2 separate regions of the Homo sapiens genome follow, and region 2 is linked to region 1. Evidence: chromatin loops called from intact Hi-C (ENCODE). Cell type or tissue: mammary epithelial cell. All regions are shown on one strand. Each heading gives the region's core, and the rest is flanking DNA. Links, peaks and the distances in the headings are about the cores only. Region 1 has its middle 15 kb from the start of TEX2. Region 2 overlaps TEX2 (testis expressed 2).

The links. A loop is a pair of places that touch in the nucleus more often than their neighbours do. Peaks named below come from ENCODE experiments on the same cell type or tissue, not always from the same donor. Only the 100,000 strongest peaks of a DNase experiment are listed, where the experiment ranks them.
Region 2: it touches region 1 in a loop (4-fold over the local background); 11 of 110 quality-filtered maps call a loop at or near these places.

The regions. Positions count from the first base shown.
Region 1 is chr17:64,270,874-64,285,953 of GRCh38, forward strand. No RefSeq gene overlaps it. Among named protein-coding and RNA genes, the nearest start is that of TEX2, 15 kb to the left of the region's middle. In mammary epithelial cell, for the core only: a CTCF peak has its summit at 11,283 (motif pointing left); a DNase peak (open chromatin) is centred at 7,918.
Region 2 is chr17:64,172,426-64,187,505 of GRCh38, forward strand. It overlaps TEX2 (testis expressed 2), which reads right to left. Exons shown (of 12, transcript NM_001288732.2): 6 at 4,900-5,046. Among named protein-coding and RNA genes, the nearest start is that of SNORA50C, 34 kb to the left of the region's middle. In mammary epithelial cell, for the core only: a CTCF peak has its summit at 7,834; no DNase peak of the experiment used is centred there.

The DNA of each region.
Region 1 (15,080 bases), core at 3,348-11,347:
TTCATATTTGAGAGGCAGTCACCTCGATCTTGAACCAGAAAACAGCATCATAGGTCTACCCCACCCAGGAGGGAAAACATCGGCTCCTAGTTTCCTTTGCTCCACCCACTCCTGGAGTGTCAAAAACATAACCCTTCTTTTCTGAGATTCTTCCTCCAACACCTCGCCTGAAGGGGCAGTTTTGTTTTCAGAAGTGAGTTAACTAACAGTCACAGGCCTTTCAGAAGAACCGGAAACTTGCAGTGCAATGGATACCCCACAGCAGAGGAGGAACCAAAATCCACAGGTGGAGAACCCCCCACCTTTAACCTCTGCCCCATCCCCGCACCCTCTCCTGCTGAGCCTGTGGGATCCACCGCAGCAAGAAATGGTTTGGGTTTTTCTGTTATGAACATGATAGAAGCTCATTTAGAATATTTTTAAAACAAAGAAACATAGAAACATAGAAGAAGGAAGAAAAGACTCATTTTCTTTTATTTTTTTTGAGACAGAGTCTGGTTCTGTCACCCAGGCTGGAGTGCAGTGGCGCGATCTTGGCTCACTGCAACTTCTGCCTCCCAGGCTCAAGCAACTCTCCCGCCTCAGCCTCCCGAGTAGCTGGGATCACACAGACACGCATCACCACGCAAGATTATAGACACATCCCTTCTCTGCTGCTAGTTTTCTGTGTGGTCCTCTAGACTGGGAGCTCTGTGAACAGTGAGCCCCTTCTGACTGGTCCTCTGTTACATCCTGACAGTTGAGCTCTGATAGGTTAAAGATGGCCACTTAGTCGTGACTGTTCCCTCATCCACAGCTATAGCTTATTTCTCCATCCCTTGGAATCTTGGGCTGGCCTTGTGAGGTAGCCAACTTCCAGAATGACCCCCATGATTCTCACTTCCTGGTCATTCATGCTTTTTCATAATCTCTCCTTCCACCATGAGTCAGGGGTCACAATAGATACAGTATGGTGGAAATGGCAATGTATGACTTCTCAGGCTAGCTTATGAAGGGCATTTGGGTTGCTGCCTTGGTCTCCTGGATTACTTGCTTGGGGAATAGTACCCATCAGGTTGTGAAGATACTCAGGCAGCCTGTGGAGAGGCTGATGTGCAGAAAAACTGAGACTACCCACCAACAACAAGCACCAATTTGTCAATTATATGAGTAAGCCACCTTGGAAATGGATCCTCCAGCCCCAGTCAAGCCTTCAGATGAGTGCAACCTTGGCCAACATTTTCACTGCAATCTCACGGACACTCCCAACCTGAACTGCCCAGAAAAACTGCTCCATAATTCCTCACCCACAGAAACTGTGAGAGATAAATGTTTATCATCATTTTAAACCACTACATTTTGGGATTATTATGCAACTATGAATAAAACACCCCATGACTGGCTTTGTCCAATAGAATGCAGCAGCTGTGATATTCTGGAACTTCTAAACTCAGGCCTTAGGAGAACTGAAGCTTTCACTTCTTGACTTTAGGAATCCAGGCACCATGCTGTAAGAAGCCCAGGCCACATGGAGAAACCACAGAAGAGAACTGAGGCACTCCAGGTGAAAGCCCCACTGAACCTCATAGCCAACAGTCAGCATTGATTGCCATATCTGTGCATGGACCATCTTGGAGGTTCCAGCCGTGTCATGTCCTAGACACCTGCAGCCTTAGCTATCACCACAGAGAGCAAAACACACAGTTGAGCTCAGTCAACCCACAGAAATGTGACATAATAAAATGGCAGTTGTTTTCAGCCCCAGTTTTGGGGTGATGTTTTGTACTGCAATATTTAACCATAAGCTGGCTCAGCTTCTGGCATCTAATTGACTCTTGAAAAATACCTGGTGGGCCAAGCACAGTGGCTCACACCTGTAATCCTAGCACTTTGGGAGGCCAAGGTGGGCAGATTGCCTGAGCTCAGGAGTTCGAGACCAGCCTGGGCAGCATGGTGAAACCCCATCTCCACTAAAATATAAAAAATTAGCCAGGTGTGGTGGCATGTGCCTGTAATCCCAGCTACTTGGCAGGCTGAGGCAGGAGAATTGCTTGAATCCGGGAGGGGGAGGGTGCAGTGAGCCGAGATTGTGCCACTGTACACTCCAGCCCGGGCGACAGTGAGACTCCGTCTCCAAAAAAAGAAAAGAAGAGAAAAATATCTGGTGAACACATGGGTGTCCCTTGTTGAGTCTCAGCTTCCTCTTCTGTAACATCGCAGAGGTTAGGCTATTCCATGCCTCACGTTCTACTAGTCTCCACCTCTCTGTGGTGGTGTGTCTCCTAGCCCAGCTGCCTGCTGCAGGGTCACACTTTATTCTTGCAGGAACTCCAGCATCTGTGGCGTCTCTGTCCTCCACCGCATGCTAGTTCCTCCTCCCTTCTTTCTGAGGCACTCACACACCCCAGGTACCCGCTTCCTCCTGAAGCTCTCCTGGCGTTTTGATCATGGGGCTGTGAGGTTTGGCAGGAGGAGAGCAGTACAGGCCCTCTGCCTTTTGGGTTACACCTCCTCAGTTCAGCCAGAGGATGCTAGAAATGTTCCCAAAAGGGCCCTGTGACACACAGGTGACAAGAGGAACAAACGCAGACTGTCTGCCATCTACCCTTCCTCAAGGCCAAGTCCTGGAGTTGTCTTTTTGCTAGAACATGACTGGCCTCTTTCACAGTGTCCAGAGCCCAGGCTACATTTCTTAGAACAGAGATGAGAACCCTGCTTCTGAGAACAAATGCTCAGCCTCGGGCTTATTAGGTTCCCTTATTTGCCACAGAAACACCAGGATCGGCCGGGCCCGGTGGCTCACACCTGTAATCCCAGCATTTTGGGAGGCCAAGGTGGGTGGATCACCTGAGGTGAGGAGTTTGAGACAAGCCTGGGCAACATGGCAAAACCCCGTCTCTACTAAAAATACAAAAATTAGCCGGGCGTGGTGCCGGGCACCTGTAATCCCAGTTACTTGGGAGGCTGAGGCAGGAGAATTACTTGAACCCAGGAGGTGGAGGTTGCAGTGAGCCAAGATCGTGCCACTGCACTCCAGCCTAGGTGAAAGAGTGAGACTCTGTCTCAAAAAAAAAAAAAAAGAAACATCATGATCACTTTTACTAGTGGTGCCTACGGCCATCTGGGGGCAGGGAGTAGATCTCTGTCATTCCCATTAAAACAATAAATAAGTAAAAAGGAAACTGAGGGTCCAGGAGCGGTGGCTCACGACTGTAATCCCAGCACTTTGGGAGGCCGAGGCAGACATATCACGAGGTCTGGAGTTCAAGACCAGCCTGACCAACATGGTGAAACCCATCTCTACTAAAAATACAAAAATTAGCCGGCTGTGGTGGTGCGTGCCTCCAATCCCAGCTACTCCGGAGACTGAAAAAGAAGAATCACTTGAAACTGGGAAGCAGCGGTTGCAGTGAGTTGAGATCATGCCACTGTGTACTCCAGCTTGGGCAACAGAACGAGACTCCATCTCAAAAAAAAAAAAAAAAGAAAGAAAGAAAGGGAAACTGAGGCCTGAAGAAGCCAAGTCTCTGGCCTAAGGTCACAAAACAAACCCAGCTTACTGGCAGAATTGGAATTGCCTTCTTTCTATATCCAATCGCCCACTCCACCCTCCTACACCCACCTGGCCTCCCATGTCACTCAGCCATCACGGTGTGACCCACTTAAATCATTATTCAGAAGACCAGTTGGCCCTTCCTGACTGTAAGTCACCCCCAAAGCATCACTGTCACCATTATAATTAGTAAGGCCTCATTAAACTAAGAAGGTACCTGTCCCAGACTTTAGGAAGCCACCTGGTTTCCGGAGGCTGGGAGGGACTATGACATAATTCATCTATCCAGCAGAAAATACTGATTGAATGCCTGCTGGGTTCTGGGGTGCCCTAAAAGGTGCTAGTGAACAAAACCCAGGCCCTGCTCACGAGGAGCTTGCAGTCTAGTGGGAAATTCGGAAGCCCTGCCTCTGCCTGTGTGCACATTATGATGGTGAATGTCACATACCCTGGCCCAGCCCAAGGGATGTTTTCATATATTGCAGAGCAGAGGAGAAAACAGCAACCTTCCCCTTACACTCCAGACTTGCCCAACTGCCTGCTGGGTCTCGCCTGTTGGATGCTAATAATCATCTCAAATCATCCCACATCAAAATACATCAAACAGAACTAGCTCTTAGGCTCTGCCCACCCTCTCTTCATCAATGGCACCCACCTACCCACTCGTTCAAGTCAAGAACAATGAGTTGTCTCAGTTGCATCCTTGTCCTCAATTTCATCCTCTCCTGGTCACATCCAATCCATGAGCAAGTGCTGGGTTGGGCATGTCCAAACTCTGCCCCAAATCCAACCCCACAGCCATCATCCTTTCTCACCTCATGCCTCTGCTGTTACTCAACGATTCCACTTCAAAACGATCATCACAAATCTCAAATGGGCACTGGGCCCTGGCTGGCAAGCCTATATTACCTGGGTGAGTTCACTCTCCCACTCTCAGACCTCTGTGACCACTCTTTCCACAGAAGGCCTAACCTCTCTAGCTTCCTGAGACTTTACTATTGCAACCATTTCCCCCTTTCTCCTGCATAATCAATTTCTTCTTGTCTACCAGATTATTCCAATTAACGTACAAACATGTTCTCCTATCTCCCTTCTGAAAAATTCCCTTCCTCTTGCCCATCACCCCTCTCACTGCTACTCCATTCCCAGCTGTCCTTTACAGCAAAATTTTTCCAAAGAATTCTCTTCCTCTCCTATCATCCTCTTTCACCTGCTCCAAAGTGGCTTCTGATAAGTGGCTTCTGCCTCTACTGCTCCTCTAAAACTGCTCTTGTCACACCACTGATGATCTCCACTCTGCCAAATCCAGAGGTCACATGTGGGTCTCTGTCTTACTTGGCCCTTATACAGTTCTTTTCAAAACATCCATTAAGACCGGGCACAGTGGCTCACCTCTATAATCCCAGCACTTTGGGAAGCCCAGGCAGGTGGATCACCTGAGGTCAGGAGTTCGAGACCAGCCTGGCCAACATGGTGAAACCTTGTCTCTGCTAAAAATACAAAAATTAGCCGGGCGTGGTGGCGCATACCTGCAATCCCAGCTAATGGAGATGCTGAGGCAGGAGAATCACTTGAACCCCAGAGGTGGAGGTTGCAGTGAGCCGAGATCACGCCACTGCACTCCAACCTGGGCAAGAGTGAAACTCCATCTAAACAAACAAAACAAAACAAAACAAAACAAAAATAGAGATCAAAACATCCGTTGGCCACCTCTTAATCTATCCAAGCCTGATTCACTTAGAATGAGCTCTTCTGTTCTCGCCAGGCCATGGTAGGATGGAGAGATGTCAAGTCTCAGCACTCAAGTCACACATTTGTGGTGGTCCAGCAGATCGGACTTAAGAAAGGACGTCAATCCATCCACTGGTGCTGGAAAATGCGAGGGTGGAATGTTGGCCAGGGCAGGCCGTGAGATGTCCACTAGGATCACCAGACAATGTCCCTGTGAACTTGTTCCCTTTATCTTTTACACAGGGCTGGAAATAGAAAATGTAAAACATTGATACAGTCCAGGCACAGTGGCTCATGCCTGTAATCCCAGCACTTTGGGAGGCCAAGGCAAGAGGATTACTTGAGCCCAGGAGTTTGAGACCAGCCTGGGCAACATAGTAAGACCTCATTTCTACAAAATAAAAAAATAAAATTAGCCAGGCATGGTGGCATGTGCCTGTAATTCTAGCTACTTGGGAGGCTAAAGCAGGGGGATCATTTGACCCTGAAAGTCAAGGTTGCAATGTGCCATGATTGTGCCACTGCACTCCAGCTTGGGTGACAAACAGAGTAAGATCCTGTCAATCAATCAATCTAAATAAAAATAAATAAATAAATAAAACGTTGATACAGGGAGTGACAGGATCACTGGTGTTTCTTTTTCGCTTCTCAATTTCCATGATTGCTGTTCAAATGGTGTTTAGGGGCTGCGTGCGGCGGCTCATGCCTCTAATCCCAGCACTTTGGGAGGCTGAGATGGGCAGATCACTTGAGCTCAGGAGTTCGAGACCAACCTGGGCAACATGGTGAGACCCCCGTCTCTACCAAAAACACAAAAAAATTAGCTGGGGATGGTGGCACATGCCTGTAGTCCCAGCTACTTGGGAGGCTGAGGTAGGAGGATCACCTGAGCCCAGGAGACCGAGGTTGTAGTGAGTCAAGATCGTGCCACTGCATTCCAGCCTGGGTGAAAGCGCGAGATTCCGGAAATTCCGTCTCAAAACAAACAAACAAACAAACAAACAAAAAATGGTGTTTAGGCAACAGAGAAAAGTTGAGTGCCAAAATTTACAATGCCTGATAAGAAGATTTGGTCCTCATCTGCACGGATCCCGCCTATGGGCGGTGAGCAGGAAAGAATCCCCACCACAGGCAGCAATTAATAGAGACCTGCTCACGGCAGCTCTGAAGGATGTGACGGCTGGAGCCTAGCTGGCATCACTCAGGATTCCTGTGCAGCTGGGATTGTGTCTCAGTGACCTTTTCAAGAACTTGGCTATAGAATCCATTTATCTGCTATATACTCTGTTTAACCTTTATGCTGACAAAGAATGCCCCAGGGAACAACTTGAAACCTTGCCTTTCTTTTCTCTCTTTCTGGAGATTAATCCATATTCAATCCCAATCTTTTTTTTTTATCAATACCAATCTCCTTCTCAGACCTCTTCACCTTTACTGGACTCAGAAGCTTCAGTTCTCCTTCCTCTAAAGATGAAATCAAGCCTTGTCGCCCTGACAACACATTTCCTTTGGCCCAGGGTTGTAAATCAAGAATGGCCTAGGTCCCTCCGGTCCTCTCCTGAGGTCCCTTGTGTATCTCCCTTGTGACACATCAAAAGAGCCATACACATACTTATTAGCATCTCTGCTCTTGAATTGTGGACTCCAGGAATGCAGAAATTGGACCTTGTCCCCTCCCTCCTTTCCTAAGACCAGACCCTTTAGAGACCCTCCAGAAACACTTGTTGAAAGAGTGAAATCCACTAGGGGCCCGTGAAGGGCCCTCTCTGGGCCTGTTGAACTCAAGGAAACCTTTCTCAGTTCTTCTCTGTCCTTCTCTCAGCTTTTCTAGACACAACATACTCTATCCAGCTAGCGTTTGGAAAGGTCCTGTCTGACTCCAGCCTCATCTGCCAGAAAGAGAGAGAGAAAAAAGTTACTGCATGCTGAGTTGAGATATTTTTAGGCTAACAGCTGCTGGGATGAACCAGAGAGTTTCTGTTCTTTTTTTTTTTTTTTTTTTTTTTGAGAACAGAATCTGGCTTTGTCTCCCAGGCTGGATTGCAGTGGTGCCATCCCAGCTCACTGCAGCCTCCACCTCCTGGGCTCAAGCGATCCTCCCACCTTAGCCTCCTGAGTTGCTAGGACTACAGGCCCACACCACCACACCCAGTTAATTTTTATATTTTTTGTAGAGATAGGGTCTTGCTATGTTGCCCAGGCTGGTCTCAAACTTCTGGGCTCAAGCGACCCTCCCACCTCAGCCCCCGAAGTGCTGGGATTACATGTGTGAGCCACCTGCCTGGCCCTGAGTTTCTGTTCTTGTTCCGCAAGGTGTGACAGACATCACTTCGTCCTAGGCTGCAGAAGCTTCAAACTGACAAGTCCCATCTAGGGAACAGAGCAGTACCATGAGGAAATTCCTGTTTCTGTGGCTGAGTCTGCACAAAAAAGAGTGAATGGGGTATGCTAAATTTTGCTTTCTCTTAAGGACTTCTGAAGACTGAAAAACCAAGATCTATTAAGAGGGGTGTGGTTTTGAGTCTAGCCCACTGGGAACCAGCATGAGTCCTGTGTGACAGGCCCAAGCCTGGCTGCTGATTCTGGCAGAGTTGGCCAGGTAAGGCATGAGAGTCCTGGGAAAATAATGTGGGAGGGTGGACAGGAAGTGCCTGCCCAGACAGAGTAGGGAGAAGGATGTGAGTAAAACCAAGGATGTGTAAGCACGTGCGTGTGTGTGTGTGTGTGTGTGTGTCTGTGTGTTTACAAACTGACAAGAGGTGTAACTCTCTTTCCTTTTGATGCTGTGACCTCTCCCAAGGGACTTTCTCCAATAACGGTTGGTGAGTTTCCTTACTATAAAGGGGAACACTAGACATTTCCAGAAATTTAACAAAGCCTGCATCAAACTACAGTTGGGAAGTGTGTATGTAAAATTGTCACAAGATTATTGACTATGGCTGGGTGTGGTGGCTCATGCTTGTAATCCCAGCACTTTGGGAGGCCAAGATAGGTGGACTGCTTTGAGCTCAGGAGTTCAAGACCAGCCTGGGCAACATGGTGAAACCCGTCTCTGCAAAAAAAAGTAAAAAAAAAAAAAAAAAAAAAAAAAAAAAAAAAGCTGGGCTTGGTAGCGCACCTATAGTCCCAGCTACTTGGGAGACTAAGGTGAGAAGATCATTTGAACCCAGGGAGGTGGAGGCTGCAGTGAGCCAAGATTGTGTCACTGTACTCTAGCCTGGGTGACAGAGCAAGACTCCATTAAAAAAAAAATCAGAAGTTTAAAAGAATAAGGACCAGACCTTTAAAATTCTGTCCAACTTTATAATCTTATTTAAAAATAAATACAAGTTTTTGGCCGGGTGCAGTGGCTCTCGCCTGTAAGGCATGACTTTGGGAGGCCGAGGTGGGTGGATCACATGAGGTCAGGAGTTCGAGGCCAGCCTGGCCAACATGGTGAAACCCCATCTCTACTGAAAATACAAAAATTAGCCGGGCGTGGTGGCACATGCCTGTAATCCCAGCTTCTTGGGAGGCTGAGGTAGGAGAATCACTTGAACCTGGGAGGCAAAGGTTTCAGTGACCCGAGATTGTACCATTGCACTCCAGCCTGGGCAACAAGAATGAAACACTGTCTCAAAATAATTAATTAATTAATTAATTAAAATAAAATAAATAAACACAAGTTTTTGAAAAACAAAATAGATTGATGTGTTTTGGTTTTAGGGAGACCTTAACTTTTGTTTGATGGGAGAGGAGGTTGAACAAAACTGTTCTAGAAAGCTACTCCTTTATTCTGCGTGTCTCACTAATTAGGCAGAAGAGGAATCACGGGGCTAGCTTGTCCTGTAGACTATCAGATCTTTTGTTTCATAGCTATATTTTAAGCTTTTTTTTTTTCTTTCGGTAGTTTCCTCATCTGGATATTTGAAGCTTTTTAATCATAGAAAATTTCAAACACGGGAAGTTGAGACAGGAGAATCGCTTGAACCCGGGAGGTGGAGGTTGAAGTAACCTGAGATCACTTCACTGCACTCTAGCTTGGGCGACAGAGCAAGACTCTGTCTCAAACAAAAAAAAAAAGACTGGGTGCTCATGCCTGTAATTCCAGCACTTTGGGAGGCCGAGGCGGGCGGATCACCTGAGGTCAGGAGTTCGAGACCAGCCTGGCTAACATGGTGAAACCCCGTCTCTACTAAAAATACAAAAATTAGCTGGGCATGGTGGTATACATCTGTAATCCCAGCTACTCAGGAGGCTGACGCACGAGAATTGCTTGAACCCGGGAAGTGGAAGTTGCAGTGAGCAAAGATCCTGTCACTGCATTCCAGCCTGGGAGACAGAACGAGACTCCATCTCAAAAAAAAAAAAGAAAAAAGAAAAAAGAAAATCTCAGATAGACACAAAAGCAGAGATGATAGCGGCGGAATCAATGCCTGTGATTCCCGTAACCCAATGAGCAACACATGCCTAATCTTTTTTCATCAGCTCCCTAGTCCTGTCTCAATTGCATTTTCAAACAAATTCCAAATATATTATTTCATTTGTAAGTACTTCATTGTGTATCTTTAAAAATATACGACCGCAACAGCATTAGCATGCCTAGAAAAAGTAACAATAATTCTTAATATCATAAAATAGCCAGCCAGAGTTAAGTTTTCCTGATTTTTTTTCTTCATATTTGGCACTGAATATTTATCAAGAGTCTTCAAAATGTTTAGGCTATCAAGTCCACTTCTATAAATATTTCCTGAATGCAGAATAAACTTTCTACATAGAGATATTTTCTGCAGTGCTATTGATAATGAAATGTGGCCAAATTAAATGGGCACACTAGGTAAATTAAGTCGTGGTCATACTCAATGAAATAGCATTGTGGTTAGAGAAAGGCAGGATGTTAGACAGACTCACTCCTCCATTTATTTACTATTAAGTGACCTGCCTTCTTGAAGCATCATTTTACTCACAGATAAAATATGGGTGATAATAATACCCACCTCATGGGTTAGGCCCTCCCATTGTGAGGGCTACACAAAAATGCACCTAACACAGCAAAGTGTTTGCATGGTTCCAAGTGAACCCTCAATATATGGTCACTGTAAAATGTGCAGTAATAAATGTTCATGAAGAACTTGTAGTAACATAAAAAATTATAAAGTCAAGTTTAAAAATGATAAAACAGGCCAGGCCTGATGGCTCACACCTATAATCCTAGCACTTTGGGAGGCTGAGGCTGGAGGATCGCTTGAGCCCAAGAGTTGGAGACCAGCCTGGGCAACATAGAGAGACCCCTACAAAAAAATAAAAACAGGCTGCGTGGGGTGGCTCACACCTGTAATCCCAGCACTTTGGGAGGCCGAGATAGGTGGATCACTTGAGGTCAGGAGTTCGAGACCAGCTTGGCCAACATGGCGAAACCCTGTCTATACTAAAAATGCAAAAATTAACTGGGCATGGTGGCATGCAGCTGTAGTCCCAGCTACTTGGGAGGCTGAGGTATGAGAATCCCTTGAACCTGAGAGGCAGAGGTTGCAGTGAGCCAAGATCGCATCACTGCATTCCAGCTTGGGTGACAGAGCGAGACCATCTCAAAACAAACAAACAAAAAATTAAAAACAAAAAAATTACCTGGGCATGGTGGCACACACCGGTAGTCCCAGCTGCTTGGGAAGCTGAGATGGGAGGATCACTTGAGCACAGGAGGTCGAGGCTGCAGTGAGCTGTGATCATGCCACTGCACTCCAATAAAACAAATACACATATCCTATAACTACAGCCACATAAAGACAGTGTCTAAAGTTAATATGTCAAAATAACAGATTATCATTGCGTAGTGATTCTCTATCGTCCCCCACCCCTGCCCTTATTCTGCTTCTGTAAAAACAATGCAAACTCAATACAGAAAATTTGGAAAGTGCAGAATGGGGGGAAAAAATCCAAGGTTTGATTAATTAATAAAGGGGCAATGTTGAGATTTTCCTCTTAAGTCCACAAGGCTTACCACGCCCCCGTCCATTGGCTACCAAGCCCGTTAGCGCTACCTCGTGGTCAAACTAAGCAACTACTCTTAGACAAAAAAAAAAAAATTTCAAGGAAGAATTAAACAAGCAATGGTATAGCTCCATAAGTAGCAAAAATGTTACGCTGGGACTTTTATCTTGGGGCTTCTATGGGCCCAGTGGGTATCCCAGGGGCCTCATGGAATTGACCTCAGGTGAACAAAAATATGGCTCAAGTATTTTATATGACTGACTAGTCCGCGATACATTCTCCATGAATCTAGCCCACCCTTAGGGCTATCCTGTGTTCAGCCTGAGCCTTTCCGGAAATTTGTCTCCACTGTGTCCAATGTACAGAGAGGAGCAAGCCCACCCACTAGTGCAGAGAAAAGCTGGCCCCTGCCCGCTGGAAGCCCACCTGAGAGAGGGTGGTCCGAGAGGAACCCATACCTGCGTCCTCCACCCACATCGAATCCCCCCGGGGCCAACTGTTCTGGAAGGCCCCTAAACCAGCTGCGGGGCCACTTGGCTCTGAAGTGTTTGGGGCGCTTTGACATAATTTTGTTGTGTCTGCCCAGAAATCCTGACGCAGGCGGTCGGGGGTGGGGGGCCCTGGGGATCTGTAATTGACAAAGGCTCAGTGGGTTTGGGGACCTGGCACTCCCTAGATGACCTTTCCGGAATTGCCAGTCTCTGTCCTCTTCCGGAGGAATCTGGAAAACTTCCTCCAGAGTGTGGCATTGTTTCAAGAGTGACACATGTCATCGAAGCAGGGCTCTGGAGGCAGATGGCGGATTTCCTCCTGGCTCTGCCCCCAAACCTGCTGAGCCACAGCTTCTTCATCTGTGAAAAGAACATGATAATCTTCATACCCAGCTCTCAAGCTTGTTGTGAAGACTATTTAGTGTAATAATTTAATTACACTTATATTTACATTTAATCATAATTATTTAATATAGGTAAAGCCCCAAGCCCTTATTATTATTTTTGAGACAGAGTCTCACTCTGTTGCCCAGGCTGGAGTGCAGTGGTGTGATCTCTGCTCACAGCAACCTCTGCCTCCTGGTTTCAAGCGATTCTCCTGCCTCAGCCTCCCAGGTAGCTGGGACTACAGGCACACGTGCCACCACACCCAGCTGGTTTTTGTATTTTTAGTAGAGATGGGGTTTCACCATGTTAGCCAGGCTGGTCTCGAACTCCTGACCTCAAGTGATCTGTTCGCCTCGGCATCCCAAAGTGCCGGGATTACAGGCGTGAGCCACCGTGCCCAGCCCCCCTTATTATTATTACATACATATGGGTGCCTTTAAATAATGTTTAAAAGGAACAACCCTACTGTGGTTTGAATGTGTGTGTCTCTTCGAAATGTGTGTTGAAATTTCGTTCCCAATGCATGAGGTGGGGCTTTTAGGAGATGACTAGGTCAGAGGGCCTTGCCCTCATGAATGGGATTAGGGTTCTTATAAAAGGGCTGAAGGGAGCCTATTTGTCCTTTTCATCCCTTTCTCCCTTTCCACCATGTGAGGAGACAGCATTTGTCTCTTCTGGAGGACGCAGCAACAAGGCACCATCTTGAAAGCAGAGATGGAGCCCTCACCAGATACTGGATCTGCCAATCCCTTGATCTTGGACTTTCCAGCCTCCAGAACTGTGAGAAATAAATTTCTACTATTTATAAATCACCCAGACTAAGGTATTTTGTTATAGCAGCAGGAACAGACTAAGACAAACGCTTAAAGGAATCTTGAAGAAGAATCTCCGGGTGTAGTTAAAATATACGGTTTGAACCATTCCCCTAAGTAAATTCAGGTGGAATCCCCATGTCATGGATGATGTGTGTCATTTATAGAAGTGATCTCTCTAGGGAAGGATGAGTAGTGGGTGCCTGAGGGGGATTTAGGGACAGCCAAGGCTGGTTGTAATGACTAGGGCAGTGTCTCAATTTGTATGACCAGTACGTGATGACATAGAATAGGGTTTTCCAAAGTGGGCACCGCTGTGGTACTCAGATGCTTCTAGTAGTCCAGAGACCAAAGCTGGTGTATTAGGCCATTCTTGCATTGCTATAAAGAAATACCTGAGACTGAGTAATTTACAAAAGAGGTTTAATTGGGTCATGGTTTTGCAGGCTGTGCAACCATGGTGCCAGCACCTGCTTGGCTTCTGGGGAGGCCTCAGGGTGCTTTTATTCCTGGCTGAAGATGAAGCGGGAGCAGACATGTCACGTGGCCAGAGCAGGAGCAAGAGAGAGAGTGGTGGTTGTGAGGGGTGCCACATACTTAAACAACCAGATCTCCTGAGAACTCATTTACTATCACGAGGACAGCACCAAGCCATGAGGGATCCGCTCCCATGACCCAGACATCTCCCACCAGGCCTCGCCTCCAACACCAGGGTTTACAGTTCAACATGAGATTTGGCCAGGATATATATTAAAATTATATCCGTTGGTCATTAGGTCTACTGGCCACACCATTCCTGCTGATCCTGTCTGTGGTGGGTCAGCTGACTTGAGCCTTCAGTGGTCTGGCCATTCTGTTTCTTGCTGAAACCAATTAAATGCAGGCGAATTTGCCAGACTACAGCCCTGTGAGGGTGGGAACTTTGTCTTTTTCACCACTATATGCCCAGCCCCTAGAATTGTGCCTGGAAAACAGCGTGTGCTCAAAAATGTATGTTGAATGAGTGAATAAATGAATGACTGAATGAAATTGGCCTCCTGAATTATTCACCCAACTCCCGACAGCTTGATTAATGAAGTAAGCTGATAAAGAAGTTTCCAGAGGCTGAGGGCAGTGGCTCATGCCAGTAATCCCAGCACTTTGGGAGGCCGAGGCGGGAGAATCACCTGCGATCAGGAGTTCAACCACCCTGGCCAACATCGTGAAACCCCGTCTCTACTAAAAATACAAAAAGTTAGCCAGGCGTGGTGGTGCGTGTTTATAGTTCCAGCTACTTGGGAGGCTGAAGCAGGAGAATCGCTTGGACTCGTGAGGCGGAGGTTGCAGTGAGCCGAGATTGTGCCATTGCACTCAAGCCTGGGCAACAAGAGCGAAACTCCATCTCAAAACAAACAAACAGAAGTTCCTGGAAAGGTAAGGCCTGAACTAAAGCCCCACCTGGAAAGATGCTTTATTGACTGGCTGATGAATAAGAAAGACCCCTCCCAACCCTGCCCCTTGCTGCATGGAGCAAATTGTCAGGGGCCAGACACCTAGGCTTCATGGTGCTGTGCCAGGAGGTCGTAGAGGGCCAAGCTGCCCCTGCCTAACTCCTCTATCTCTGCTCCCTGATTATCAATACTCCTCTGGCACATCCAACAGGGCTCCTAGGTTGTTAAGTGGACTCAAGGCCCGGGCAGGCTTAGGCTGCAGATTGGCTTCTGTCTGAAGTTCCATCAAAGAGAGAAGAGCAACATCTCAGAAACATGATGAAAGGCTCCTGGGAAGCAGGGTCTGATTTTCAAAAGGTCATCTACAGCCCACATCAAGAGTACCTGCTGTTCTCAAAGGACAGGGCTCTAAACAGAGACTGCAGCTATTTCCTTCTCTGACATTCAACACAGTGACTAGAACCAGGCAAAGGCACCCAGAGGACCATGGCAGCCCATCCTGGAGTTGAGAGGGCTGGATGATGGGGCCCTGAGGGAGAGACAGCACTGTCTTGGGCTGTTATAGTCAGGATCTGCCACATGTCCTAACAGGGCTGGAGGAAGGGTCCTGATATGGTTTGGCTGTGTCCCCACTCAAATCTCATCTTGAATTGTAGCTCCCACAATTCCCATGTGTTGGGAGTGACCCAGTGGGAGGTAATTGAATCATGGGGGCAGGTCTTTCCCA
Region 2 (15,080 bases), core at 3,242-11,241, 99 kb before region 1:
ACACTCTATCCCCAGTGGTTGGTCTGCGTGAACTGTGCCAACGGTCTCTTTTACCCTCCAGCTTCTGGTTGGGCATGGCCAATGGGATACACCAATGGGCAGTTGATGGGGAGGCACACGGAGAAGAGTGTTGGGCATTTGTCCCCCCCATCTACTGAAGGCCACAGCTCCTGTAACACAGGAAGCCTCTCCACACAGCTGCCCTGTCCAAGTTCTCCTTGCCTTTGCTGCTCCAGAGAGAGTAACAGCTCCCACTTCTGCTAGTTCTGGAGTGTAGCACTCTCCCTACGAGTTTTTCTCCATCTGCCCACACCTTTATAAATCTTCCCTTCAGCAAACTCTCCCCAGAGTTACTTATCTGAGTGTGCCATCTGCTTCCTGCTGGGACCCTGACTAATACACACCCCCAAATCTATCCGTAGGAATTTATTCTACAGGAAATAACATAAGAATACTGGCATCATGTTTAAAAATTCCTACTTCATCTCAAGATTATAGAATTAATTCATCTATATTTTCTCTGCTTGGATTTGTGGATGTATATGTATTTCTTAAAATATTTATTCCATTCATAATTTTAATGTAAGATGTAAATTAGGGATCTAGTGTAATTTTTCCCCCAAATGGTTGGTCAGCAATCTCGACCTATTTATTCAGCAACCAACACTTGCCCTACTAATCTGTTCCGCCATCTTTAAGTGCTAAATTCCCACTGCACTGGAGTCTGTACTGAATTTCTACCAGTATCAAACTGCTTTGACTACTTTAGCTTTATAATATATTTTAGCTTTATAATACACTTTTAACTTTATAATATACTTTTAAATCTGGCAAGTCCCTCTCCTTTTTTTTTCTCCCAGAATTCTCTTAGTTATTTTCATAAGTATTTTTCCAGTTGAATGTTACAATAGTTTTATAAAATTTAGAATAAAATTAAGAGGTTTTTAAAAATTAAATGTAAACTAAATATTCCACATAAAATGAGGTAGCATCTAGTCAGGCATGAATTTAATACCTAACTTGGCTGGACCTCTTCAGCTGTTTCCCTGCAGAGAAACATAAGCTTTCAGGATTCACCAATCAGAGAATGTAATCTCTGATTTTTTGTGGAGGGGATGTTAAAAAGGTTATAATGTCTATGACGAACAAAACGTGAGTAGACAGTGTTCAAAGGCATAGTTTTGAATTGGTGTTTGCTATATTTGGAGAACCTTTTTCCAAAGCATCAATGTTATAAGTGGTATTGGCCTCTCTACCAACCTATAAAATGCTACTTGGCTAAGAATGTAACCAAAGTCTTGCACAATTGCCCTGTCCTTTTTGTCCACTACTGTCATTCAAATGCTGTGCTTCAGGAGCATGCCAAGTTAGAGAGACTTCCAAGGGTGAGCCAGGGAATACTGTCACCTCCAATGGTGTTTCTTTTCTTTTTTTTTTTGAAACAGGATTTCGCTCTGTCACTCAGGCTGGAGTGCAGTGGTGCAATCATGGCTCACTGAAGCCACAGCCTCCTGGGGTGAAGCGATCCTCCCACCTCAACCTTCTGAGTAGCTGGGACTATAGGCATGTACCACTACCACGCTTGGATAATTTTTTTTTTTTGTAGAGACAGGGTCTTACTATGTTGCCTAGTCTGGTCTCAAACTACTGGGCTCAAGATTTCCTCCACTTCGGCCTCCCGAAGTGCTGGATTACAGGCATAAGCCACCATGCCCAGACATCCAACGGTGTTTCTATGGGAATGTCAGTCTGACACTGAGCCACAGGAGTGAATAAAGAGACAGCAGGAACATAACTGTCCCTTCTCTTCCCCTGTCAACCACTACCTGCCATTCTGCAACCTCTAGTCCCTGCAAAGGCAAAGGAAGGACCTGAGACAGGACCTGAGACAAAGGAGGGACCTGAAGGACCTGGGGACTGAGGAGGACTTGGCAGGGGAAGGTGTCTACCTACTAGTAAGCAGAATGGGGAGGGGAGATCAGAGGGCCTGGTTTCCTATTTATTTGCCCATCTATCCAACCCGAAGACCCCAGAACATCTATAACCAACCCTCCAGCACTCATATACTCCCCTCCTAGTTCACATCCCTGCCCTTGAGCAGCCTTCTTCTGTTAAGGTCATTCCTCCTGTTCTTTTCGACAATAAACTGTTTTCTTCCCACCCAAAGGGTACCACAGTGAGACAGAAATCCAGGGGCACATTCTTTACCCTCTGGAGTAAACCCAATTAGGGACTAGGCATTCAAGGGTATGGGACGTTCTCAGGCTGGTGGGTGCTAAGTTAGAAGCTGTATGCGATCTCAGCAACATTTGCTGACACAGGCACAAGAGGCTCATAACCACTGAGGGCCCTAGGGCGGTTATCTGAGCAGCTGGCTAAGGCCAAGAGCACACTTACTACTGGGGCAGAAACTCAGCTTGTTTTAAACCCATCACTGGGCACCAGTTGCACACACAGGGCTGCTTTTTCACAACATGAGTCATGATCATGTGCAAGGCTGACAATCCGAGACTACAGGGCAAGGCCAGCAAAGAGTTCTCCATATGTCAGGCCTTCCAGGGAAACCAGGGGATCAGGGAGATCTGTGTCACAGGGGAAAGCTCAGGCTCCTCTAGATACCACTTCCCTATTCCCATTTTGGCTCTTGACTGGCTATTAACCAATACCCACTCACTACTAGGCTTAAGGCTTAGTTCCTCCCAGGGGTACTTGGATATTTGGTGGCAATCAGTTCTTTTCGTAGGGGCGGTGACAGCTTCAGAATTTGGTAATGTCCTTCTGCTTTCCTGTTTATTCTGTAACCAGGGGCTCCTCTGGTCTGCAGGCACTTCACAGTGCAGCAGATCAGGAGGCGGGTGGAGGGTATGGATGGAACACACTGAGGGAACACAATGCCCACCTCTAGCCTCTGGCACTGCTGGATCTAGGCCACACTTCTCCATTCTAACCTTTTAGTACTTCTGACCTCAAAAAACAAAAGGAAGTTTAAGTCTGTGAACTACCAGTGCCTCCATGATTATCAACGGGAGAAAATGAAAACAGACTTTCCCTCAACTTTCTCCAGGAGGACGGGGGCACCTTCACAAATAGGGCAGAGGCTCTGTGGACTTCCAGCTCAAGAGAGAAGGGTGGGACCTCTCAAACCAGTTTGGTTTTGTTGGTGTTGTTGTTGTTTTTAGAGATGAGAGTCTTGCTCTGTCACCCAGGCTGGAGTTTGGTGGTGCGATCATAGCTCAGAACTCCTGGGTTCAAGTCATCCTCTTGCCTCTGCAACCCAAGTATCTGGGACCACAGGTGTGCACCAGCACTCCTGGCTCAAGTCAGCTTTGGAATGCATGTAGCAGGGGAGCAGCATCCCACCTGGAGTTCAAGTATGTCCTGCTTTCTTTTTGCACACTGCCAAGAACTGCAGCCCTGCTGCTCAGGGAAGGGCCCCTCTTGCTTACAGAAGGGCTCGAGATAGACCCTGGGAAAAGAGCAGGGCCAGCCCTACCCATATGCCTTGACCTGGGAACTCAAGCCTTCCATCATTTCCAAAAATGGGGAGAGGCTGAGTGAGCTCTAGGTTGGCTGCTGACACTGCATCTCCCAACACAGAGGGTTACTGCTACTTGTTGTCTCCTGCTATGGAACTGGCTAGCAGAAGCACGTTCAACCCTCAAACTACCTCAGGAACACAAACAGGCTGACACCTGTCAACAGAGCCCTCCCCCAAAATCTGCCTTGAAATCCACCCTTCTGGCTCAGAAGGCAGCCCCTCCTTCCTCTTTCTCAGGAGCTGGGGAAGAAGGGACACTGGCCCACAGACAGCAGCCAGAGCTTGACAAGGCCAGGAAAAGCTCTGTTCTTTACCCAAAGGAACAAAAGAAATCAACCTGAAGCTCCTCTATGCCCATATTTTCCTTCTAATCTAGTTTACCGTAGTTCACAGTTTCTTAATCTAGAGTCCTTGAACTTTCTGAAATAATGGGCAAAATTTTGTGTCAACGTGTTTTTCTAGTGAAAGGATATCATAGGCTTCTGCTTCTCAAAAATGTCTCTGATCCATACAACTTCAGGGCTACTGACTTAAGCTACTGACTGTTCAGTGAAAATTTGGGATCCAAAGTGACTCTTCTTGGCTGGGTCTTCACTGGGTCAAAAAGTTAATTTTAAAGAACCTCAAGATCCTCAATAAGGTCTCCTGGTTGGCAAATGAGTCTTTTAATGACAGCCATACTTACACAGTTCAAACTCACTTCCAACTGGCCCTGGATTAGCACCAGAGTGTTTCTTCAGGAGAGAGCCCAAAATAAAGTACCATCTGGCCAAAAAGTAAAGGTCAAACACAGACACATTTAAAGTGCAATGCTAACTTTCCCAGCTTGAGAGGGAGCACAGCCTGGGAAAGAGGCCTTAAGTAGTCTGGTGTTTTCCTCAGTCAGTATACTAAGAGGCCTTAAGTAGTCTAGCATTTTCTTCAGTGAGTATACTAAGAGGCCTTAAGTAATTTGTATTTTCCTCAGAGGATATACCATGTGGCCTAGACTGCTGTGGGGCTGGGTGGGCTCTGGATGTACAATTTAAGTTCATTTCCAACTTAAAAATAACAATTATATAAGACGAATCGGTTATAAGAGCTCACATTTTCCCAAACTAAATTCTGGATTATCACCTGGAGTGGATAACAATGAGGGCAACACAAGAAAATGAGTAAACATTAATGTTCACTAAGCCCCCAGATGCAATTAATCATAAGGTCAGTCTGTGATCAAGGTCAGATGTGCTGTTTGAGAACTTACTACCCTCATATGTTATACGTTTAAACCAAATTATTTTTCACTTAGGACATAAGGGTACAAAATTTCCAGAAATGAAGAAGTATAGAGGATTAGAAGCCTCTTGTGTGGAAAGTGATACCTTTATTTTGCTGAGTTTCATTTGGATCTTCTTAGACACCAGATCAGACCAGTATTTCTCTCCTAAGAAGTCCCAAAATATTCTTCCAAGCAAGGCATTCACCCAGGCTTCCTGTTCTTCCTCCTCAGAGGGTGGAACCTCTGGCAACTGGCAAAAGAAAAGGGACCAAAATTAGCTAGAAAGCAACTGGAGAATAAGACAGGTGCTTATTTTTATAAAGTCACTGAAGGTCCCTCCTTATAGAAACAGGAGACCACACGAGTCATACTCCTTCCCTATAAATTACAAGTCCCACATTGTATTGGTGACTAGGAAAGGGGAGAAACGAAAGCTGCCATCACAGCTAAAACCTTCTCTTTGTCTGTTTTCTTTTTCTACCAGTCTTCCTGTAAACCAGCTAATATTTCATACTATTAGCTTAGCCAAACTGCTCTGCGTCCAAATTAGCTTGGTATCAACATTATGCATCAGTGACACATCTGATAAAATGCCTGCCCATCTTTCTTCAAGCTAAGGCTTGGACGTGTAATTGTCAAGCTGGTGCTCATCCGGGCAGACGCCACAGTTCCCCAATGGCCAGGACTCAAGTTCAGCCTGAACCCTGTGAGGTCAAAATATTCCCGGGATGCTTAAAAATACTGATGCCTGGATCCTACCCCCAGAGTCACTGATTTCAGTGGGCATCAGGAGTTTCAGATGCTCCCCTGGTAATGTAATGAACAGGCAAGACGATGAATCACAGATCTGGATTAGAGAGAGCTGCTCTCAGGGCTTCCATGAAACATCTACAGCTGTTCTCACCAATCTCGGCCCAGCGAAATACCCTGATCCTTACTTCCATTTGATACAATCCATCTGAAGCATCTGCTGTGGCCAATGTGTGAGGTGGGGGAGAAAGTAAACCCAAGTCTCCGATTTCCTTGGCTAATCATTAGACTGTGCACTCTGGCCTGGAGGGGGTCAGGGATGGAGATAAAGAAGGGTAAACAGCAGCACCCACAGACGGTGTTGTAAGGTTTATGTGGTTGGTGCAGGCACGGGCTGAGAGCTCAGTAATGTAGCAGCTGTCCACTGACCACATGCCAGCCCTATGGGCACATTCCTGTCTCAGGTCCACTCATGTCTCACAATACCCTGGAAAGACAGGAACTTTACTTCCATTTTAGAAATGAGTGCAGCGCCTGACACACAGTCCTGTTCTCCCATCCTCTATCTGCTCTGTCCTGTGTGTGGCGGTGGGGGTGGGGGAAGGGGAGCTGGCCCCCTGATATGGCAGACATTTTCCTGTGCTGAGGTCTCTAATTAGACTGTAGCCTTGCAGAAACAATGAGCTTTGGAAAGCAAAGATGAAAAGATTTAGAAATGCAGAATCTGTGAATTATTCCCCCTTTCCCCTCCCTCTATGGCTACTATAAGTGCATCTGTTCTGCCCTCATGGGCTGGCTGCAGCTATAACACACACCAGACACTCTCATCACCTCCACGCTTTGTGCTTGTGCATTCGTGCCAGTGCTATCCATTCTGAGCAGCTGTGACTGTGCCCACATTGAAGCTGTGTGCCTGGGTCAGTGCTGTGGTGCACACGTTGTTGCTTGGTGTGTATGGATTTGAATCTGCAGATCCAATTGTTTGTGAGTACTCCCAAGGTCTACAGCACATAGCTCCGTGCACTCATTCTGAAGCTTGGTGTTCACCAGTCACTGAGCTGTGCCTGAGCCAGCACACTGCTCAGTCCCACCCGTCTGCCAGTCTTGCTGAGAGGTGAGGCCAGCTAGACTTCCTGGGTGGAGTGGGGACTTGGAGAAATTTTCTTACAAGAGGATTGTAAAATGCACCAATCAGCACTCTGTAAAAATGTACCAATCAGCACTCTGTAGCTAGCAAAAGGATTGTAAAATGCACCAATCAGTGCCCTATAAAACGCACCAATCAGCGCTCTGTAAAATGTACCAATCAGCACTCTGTAAAATGCACCAATCAGCAGGATCCTAAAAGTAGCCAATCGCAGAGAGGATTGAAAAAAGGGCATTGTGATAGGACAAAAACAGAACATGGGAAGGGACAATAAGGGAATAAAAGCTGGCCACCCTAGCCAGCAGCAGCGGCAACCTGCTTGGGTGCCCTTACACAGTGTGGAAGCTTTGTACTTTTGCTCTTCACAATAAACCTTCCTACTACTCACTCTTTGGGTCCGTGCCACCTTTAAGAGCTGTAACACTCACCATGAAGGTCCGAGACTTCATTCTTGAAGTCAGTGAGACCACGAACCCACCAGCAGGAACCAACTCCACATACATTGCCACAGCCTGTGCCCTCTCTTGCTGGGGGCCTAGGGTTCGCTTACGTTTTTCAATCACATGTCACTGCATGACTTTATATTTTACAGGAGTCCTTCACATTTGAGTTTTCAAAGGTCTCCTTTATGAACGTTGGTGAGTCTCATTTAAAAAAAAAAATGGTTTAAAAAAGAAAGCATGCTGGTCAGCCCATTTCAGAAGACATGGATCTGCTTCACCCTTCTTAATGGACATGGATTATTCTCTCTGGGCTTTTCGAGTGCTGTGACGTTTTCTGTCATTAACCAAGACATTTTCCACCACTAGGTCCTGGATGGAAGGGCAAGAGTCTGCAGCGGTGAATGCTTGGCCATGCCATAACTTGCACTGTTTTTTTGAATCCCTTTTTTCTCTGACTGAACATCTCCTTCCCAGCCCCAAGGGTAATTCATTCAGCTTTTCTGAGGTTACTGTCTTTGAGTCCCATCCGATTATTTATACAGACTTCTGCATAAACACTCATCCAAGGGCAATGACCACCTGGCCCCTCAGACAGTACTAAGTTGCTGCCCACGTAAGACACCACGTGTCTTATTTTAGATTTGTAGGTTATACAAGAGAATAAGTTACTTTTTCCCTTCCCTAGAGGGAGCATCTACCCTTTATTAGCCTTTCTTTACAACCCTAGTTACTCACAGGAAACAGTTTTAGCACAAAATAGCAAGAAACAAAGGCTATTTCACAATGTATGTCCAAGCCAATGGCATATGATGTGGTAAACAAATTTCTGAAATAACCGACAAGCAGGTTGTTTTTTCAACAGTTCCTTTTTCCAAAATAAGCTTCTCTCCACAGACTCATTGGGAACAAAGAAAAATTCCAGAGCAGAACATCGATAATGCATCAAAGAAGCTTTTATGAGCAAAACCTGGATTCAACAGCCTGCTAGGAAGGCCCAACGAATGTCATAAAAATTTAAGAGTTTAAAGAAACAATGTGCATACATTTCCTAATATTGCCATTTGGCTATAGGATGAAATGTGTGGAGGATATTCATTTCGCTGTCTCAACTGTATAAACACACTAAGAAATGGTAACTTTCCAAAAATGGCTTCCAAATAAGTGTAGAGAAAATTCAATGGTTTGAAGCTGAAGCAAGCCCATCAAAACTGCGTCACTCTTGGGATATGTGTTATTTAAAACTAACCTCTAAAACTAAAGTAGGACAGATTTACTGAAGTCTGTGGTGTAACATTTCCTATTACAAATGGCCAGGAGGCCAGCCCAGTTTTTCTATTACAAAGAGTGTGTAGTGCCCCCACTCCTTTTTGGCCGCACCCAGTGTACCGCCAGGGGGGTTGCACAAGGGACAGTGTGGTCCAGGAGATGACACAGCGGAGGACCCTACTCCTGTGTGTTTCTTTCCCTTGATTATAAAAACAATGCATATTCACTGCAGAAAACACCCATAAACCTGCTACTCAGATTTAAAACATTTTAAACATTATTTAAAACAGTTTTACTATATTTTCTTTCAGTCTCTTTTCAGTGTATATATACATTTAAGAATACAGAACTTTTAAAAAGCAAAATTAGGCCGGGCGTGGTGGTTCATGCCTGTAATCCCAGCACTTTGGGAGGCCAAGGCGGGCAAATCACGCAGTCAAGAGATTGAGACAATCTTGGCCAACATGGTGAAGTCCCGTCTCTACCAAAAATACAAAAATTAGCTGGGTGTGGTGGTGCGTGCCTATAGTCCCAGCTACTCAGGAGGCTGAGGCAGGAGAATCGCTTGAGCCCAGGAGGCAGAGGTTGCAGTGGGCCGAGACCGTGCCACTGTACTCCACCCTGGCCACAGAGCAAGGCTATCTCAAAAAAAAAAAAAAAAAAAAAAAAAAGCAAAATTAGATCTGGCTACATGGTTTTGTATTCTTTGAGAAGGAGTCTCGCTCTGTCGCCCAGGCTGGAGTGCAGTGGCGCGATCTCGACTCACTGCAAACTCCGCCTCCCAGGTTCAAGGGAGGCTACCTCAGCCTCCCAAGTAGCTGGTATTACAGGCATTCACCACCACGCCTGGCTAATTTTTTGTATTTTTAGTACAGACGGGGCTTCTCCATGGTAGTCAGGCTGGTCTCAAACTCCCAACCTCAGGTGATCTGCCTGCCTCGGCCTCCCAAAGTGCTGAGATTACAGGTGTGAGCCACCATGCCCGGCTGGTTTTGTATTTTTTTTTTTTTTTACAGTTTTACTTAGATATAATTCATAGATCATACAATTTTTCCATCCTTCCATAGCTGCTGTGGAAAACAGTATTGCGGTTCCTTAAACAATTTAAACAGAATTACCCTTAAGATGCACTAATTTCACTTCTGGCTATATACCCCAACAAATTTGAAAGCAGGGTCTCAAAACAAGATATGTGTACACTGATGTTCAGAGCAGCATCATTCACAATAGCTAAAATGTGGAAGCAAGCCAAGCACCCACCGATGGAGGAATGGATAAGCAAAATGGCGTACGTACACAATGGAGCATGATTCAGCCTCAAAAAGGAAGGCGATTCTGACTTACGCTACCACATGGATGAATCTTGAGGTCATTAGGCTAAGTGAAATAAGTCAGTCACAAAAAGACAAATACTGTATAATTCTACTTATATGAGGTACTTAGGATAGTCAAAATCCGAGAGACAGGGAATGGTGGTTGCCAGGGGCTGGGAGGAGGGGGACAGGGGAGTTACTGTTTAATGAGTATAGAGTTTCAATTATACAAGTTGAAGAGAATGGTGGGGGTCAATGCATAACATTATGAATGTATTCAATTCTACTGAACTATACATTTTAAAATGATTAAGATGGCAAACTTTATGTATTTTACCACAAAAATAATTTTTAAAAATAGAGTACATTCAATAGTTTTCAGTATATTGAGAGTTGTGTAGCTATCACCACAGTCAATTTTAGAACATTTTCGTCACTCCCCAAATAAACCCTGTACCCATTAGCAGTCACTCCCTATTCCTCCCCAACTCCTCCCCATCCCCCTGCCCACCAGTCTAGGAAACTAGTTTGTCTCTATGAATTTGCCTATTCCAGACATTTCCTATAAATGAAGTCATACAATGTGTTCTTTTGTGACTGACTCCCCTCACTAATGTTTTCAAGGCATATCCATGTTGTAGCAGTGCGTCCTTTTTATTGCATAATAAACTTATTTTTATTGCATAATAATATTATCATCTATGCATATACCACACTTTATCCACTCACCAGTTAATGGAAATATGGGTTGTTTGCCACTTTTGTTGTGTTTTTTTTTTTTTTAAAACAGAGTCTTGCTGTGTCATCCAGGCTGGAGTGCAGTGGTGTGATCTCGGCTCACTGCAACCTATGCCTCCTGAGTTCAAGCCATTCTTGTGCCTCAGCCTCCCGAGTAGCTGGGACTACAGGCGTGCACTACTACGCCCGGCTAATTTTTGTCTTTTTAGTAGAGATGGGGTTTCGCCATATTGGCCAGGCTGGTCTTGAACTCCTGGCCTCAAGTAATCCACCCACCTCAGCCTTCCGAACTGCTGGGCTTACAGGCGCAAGCCACTGTGCCCCACCATTTTCCACTTTTGGCTATTGTGAATAATGCTACTATAAATATTTGTGTACAAGTGTTTGTGTAAACATGTATTTTCATTTCTCTTGGATATATATTTAGGAGTGGAACTGCTGGCTCATATGGTGACTCTGTTTAACTTTTTGAGGAAATACCAAACTATTTCCCACAGTGGCTGGACTATTTTACATTCCTGCCAGCAACGTATGAGGACTCCAATTTCTTTCTTTCTTTCTTTTTTGAGGCAGAGTCTCACTCTGTTGTCCAGGCTGGAGTGAAGCGGCATGATTTTGGCTCCCTGTAACCTCTGCCTCCCAGGTTCAAGTGATTCTCGTGCCTCAGCCTCCCCAGTAGCTGGGATTACAGGCATGCGCCACCATGCCTGGCTAATTTTTTGTATTTTTAATAGAGATGGGATTTTGCCATGTTGCCCAGGCTGGCCTCAAACTCCTGAGCTCAGGCAGTCCACCCGCCTCGGCCTCCCAAAGTGTTAGGATTATAGGCGTGAGCCACCGCACCCGGCCAAGGATTCCAATTTCTCTACATCCTCACTAATACTTGTTATCATCTATCTTTTTAAAAATTTTTATTATTTATTTATTTATTTGGTAGAGATGGAGTTTTGTCATCTTGCCCAGGCTGGTCTCGAACTCCTGAGCTCAAGTGATCCATTCGCCTCAGTCTCCCAAAGTGTTGGGATTACAAGTGTGAGCCACCACTGTGCCTGGCCACCATCTGTCTTTTTCATTGTGGCCATCTGGGTGGGTGTGAAGTGACATCTGACTGTGGTTTTGATTCACATTTCCTTGATGACTAATGATACTGAGCATCTTTTCATGTGCTTGCTTATTTGGGCGTTAGTGTATCTTCTTTGGAGAAATGTCTATTCAGATCCTTTACCCTTTTATTTTTTGAGACAGGGTCTTGCTCTGTTGCTCAGGTTGAAGTGCAGTGGTGCAATCACTAATCACTGCAGCTCTGACCTCCCTGACTCGAGCAATTCTGATTCAGCCTTCTGAGTAGCTGGGACTGCAGGCACATGCCACTATGTCTGGCTAATTTTTTTTTTCTTCTTTTTTGTAGAGATGGAGTCTCAATATGTTGCCCAGGCTGGCCTCAAACTCCTGAGCTCAAGTGATCCTCCTGCCTTGGCCTCCCAAAGTGCTCAGATTATAGGCGTGAGCCACTGCACCCAGCCCCGTTGCTTAATCTGGTTATTTATCTCTTTGTTATTGAGTTGTAAGAGTCCTTTATACATTTCTAGGTACCAGTCCTTTATATTTCTAGGTACCAGAACCTTATCAGATAAATGATTCGTAAACATTTTCTCCCATCCTGTGGGTTATCTTTTCACTGTCTTGATGGTATTGTTGGCAGCACAAAAGTTTCTAATTTTGATGAAGTCCAATTTACCTATCTTTTCTTTGGTTGCTTATGCTTTTAGTATCTTAGCTAAGAAGGTTTATCGAACCCAAAGTCACAAATTTTACTCCTGAGAGTTTTATGGTTTTAGCTCTTACATTGAGGTCTATGATCCATTTTGAGTTAATTTTTATGTATGGTGTGAGGTAGAGGGCCAGCTCCATTCTCTTGCCCATAGATATCCAGTTGTTCCCGCACCTTTGTTGAAGAGACTATTCTTTCTCTCCACTGATTTGTTTTAGCACTCTTGTCTGAATTCTTTTTAAAATTTATTTTTAAATTGGATATATAGCTTCATTTTTTAACTTAGTGCAACAAAAACATTTTCCAATTCAACTTCTAAGTGTTTAAAAAGCCTACTTTGTGGGGGTAGCAAGGGAAGCCCTGGAAAACTATTCTGCCAGTTACAGACTTCCTGGTTTCTATTTGACTCCTATTTGCTCTGTAACATTCTCATCTTCTGATAACACCAAACAGGTAATAATATCTTGTAATCCAGTTTATAGATATGAGATGATGAGCACGACGAGTAGTAATAAGGACAGGACTCTCCATACCGGGGTGGCATATGTTAATATTATCTCTAACATTTTTTAAAACTGTCTGTTGAAATGGAGAGTGGAAGTGCCTTATGCAACCTGAACACCAGAGCCTCACTACTGGAGGACAGGAACCATGGCCTCTCTCCCAGGCAGGCAATGCAGGGCACACAGAACCAGCAGCCTCCCTGGACTCACACCCCTGAGCAAATCTGCAGCTGACCTGTGGAGTCTCTCTTCCTGATGTACCCATGCTGGAAGTGGTACCATTGCACTTTCAGACATTTTTTAAAAAAGAGTTCCCTTGTTTCCTGAATTAAATCCCCTTCCAAACCAGGCACTAAACATTTGGAAAACTAGGCCCTTGCCCCCCAAAATAGTGATATTTTCTAATTCAAATTTTCAGCACCACTGCACTCCAGTCTGGGCGACAGAGTGAGACTCCAACTAAAAAAAGAAAAAAAAAATTTCATCAGAGGCCAGGCACAGTGGCTCACGCTGTAATTCCACCACTTTGGGAGGCCGAGGAGAGTGGATCACCAGAGGTCAGGAGTTCAAGACCAGCCTGGCCAACATTGTGAAACTCCGTCTCTACTAAAAATACAAAATTAGCCGGACGTGGTAGCGTGTGACTGCAGTCCTGGCTACTCAGGAGGCTGAGGCAGAAGAATTGCTTGAACCTGGGAGGCGGAGATGGCAGTGAGCCAAGATCACGCCATTGCACTCCAGCCTGGGGAAAAAGAGCAAAACTCCATCTCAAAAAAAAAAGTCATCAGACTTAGAAGAGGGAAAAGAAATGTCTGGGTGCTTAAAGGGTAAGTGCCAGGTGGCTGGAACAAGAGAGCCCCTGACAGCAATGCTGGGCTGTGACATCAGGGACCCCAGTGAACATAGCATACAATATGCACATGTAACACAAACCAAGGAAACAAAGCTCTAAAATCAGGTTTGTTTTTTAATTTGGGGAAATCTTTCAAAAGGAAGCATTTTATTGGATAATTTTCTTAACGTCAGTGCACAATTCTCCTCTTGATTTTCTTGAGTCTGATGAGAGTCCAGACAGCTGACAGCCTCGCATTTGGAGGGAGGGGAAACTCACCAGTGGTAAACAGGACCATTTGTAGAAAAGTTTTATATCACCCCACTCTTGCCTAGAGGGAGGTCTGCTTCCCACTAAAGCTGGGGTGACTCAGTGCAGAGGTAGTGGGTCGCAGGCCAGCAGAGGCATATGGTCTTTTATTGCCCTGACAAATTCAAACAGATCAGGTGAGTGACCTCTTCCACACTGAAGAGGATCAACGGATCAAGAGCAATGGCTTGCTTCTCATTAAGAACAGAAATACACATGGTCATTGTAAGAGGTCAAACACAGCCAAGGGCGGTGGCTCACGCCTGTAATCTCAGCACTTTGGGAGGCCGAGGCAGGTGCATCTCTTGAGCTCAGGAGTTCAAGACCAGACTGGGCAACATGGTGAAACCCCATCTCTACAAAAAATACAAAAATTAGCTGGGCATGGTGGCACACACCTGTAGCTCCAGCTACTTGGGAGGCTGAGCCCAGGAGGGTGAGAGGATCACTTGAGCCCAGGAGGTCGAGGTTGCAATGAGCCATGTTCACGACACTGCACTCCAGCCTGGGTGACACTGCGAGACCTTGTCTCAAAAAAAAAGAGGTCAAACACCTGGATATGAAAGAGAGGTTAAGTGTCCCCCAGGCAGAGACTGTGACTCTGAAGAGTGTGCAAAGTAGAGGCAGGAGGCCTCAGGCCAAGCAGGCTTTCAGAATAACCCAGCAAAATAGTCTCAGCGAGCCAAGGGGCCCCTGGGTTCTCAGGTGAGGTTTGCACACTCCATCACTTAGCAACTGTGTGACTAGGCTACCTAACTTCATCAAGCCTCAGTTTCTCCGCTTACAAAATGGAGACAATCCTGTCTAGTTTGCAGGACTGTTCAAGAGAGCAGAGTAATTCTATTAAAGTGCCTAACAGAGCCTGGCATCTGGCAGCTTACAGGAGTTATCTTATCAGAGATGATCCTAAGTCCGTGTCCGGTTACACTTTGTAAAGAATGTTCATGGTAAATCTTCAAAAGCACTGGGCATAGCCGAGGAGACTGAGAATTTGAAAATACAATGGTTTTGGAGGAATGAGACCTGAATCACCAGTGATTCTGCAACAACCCCTAGTGATCATCCAGTTGCTCAGGTCAAAGTGCAAATCTTGGCCTCTGCGTTCTCTCACGTCAGCAAATCCAGCCAGCGCCTCCTGCCAAGCACACCCCAGCCGAGCCTCTCCTCACCACCTACTGTCACTACCTTCACATTGATCCAGCCTTCACTATG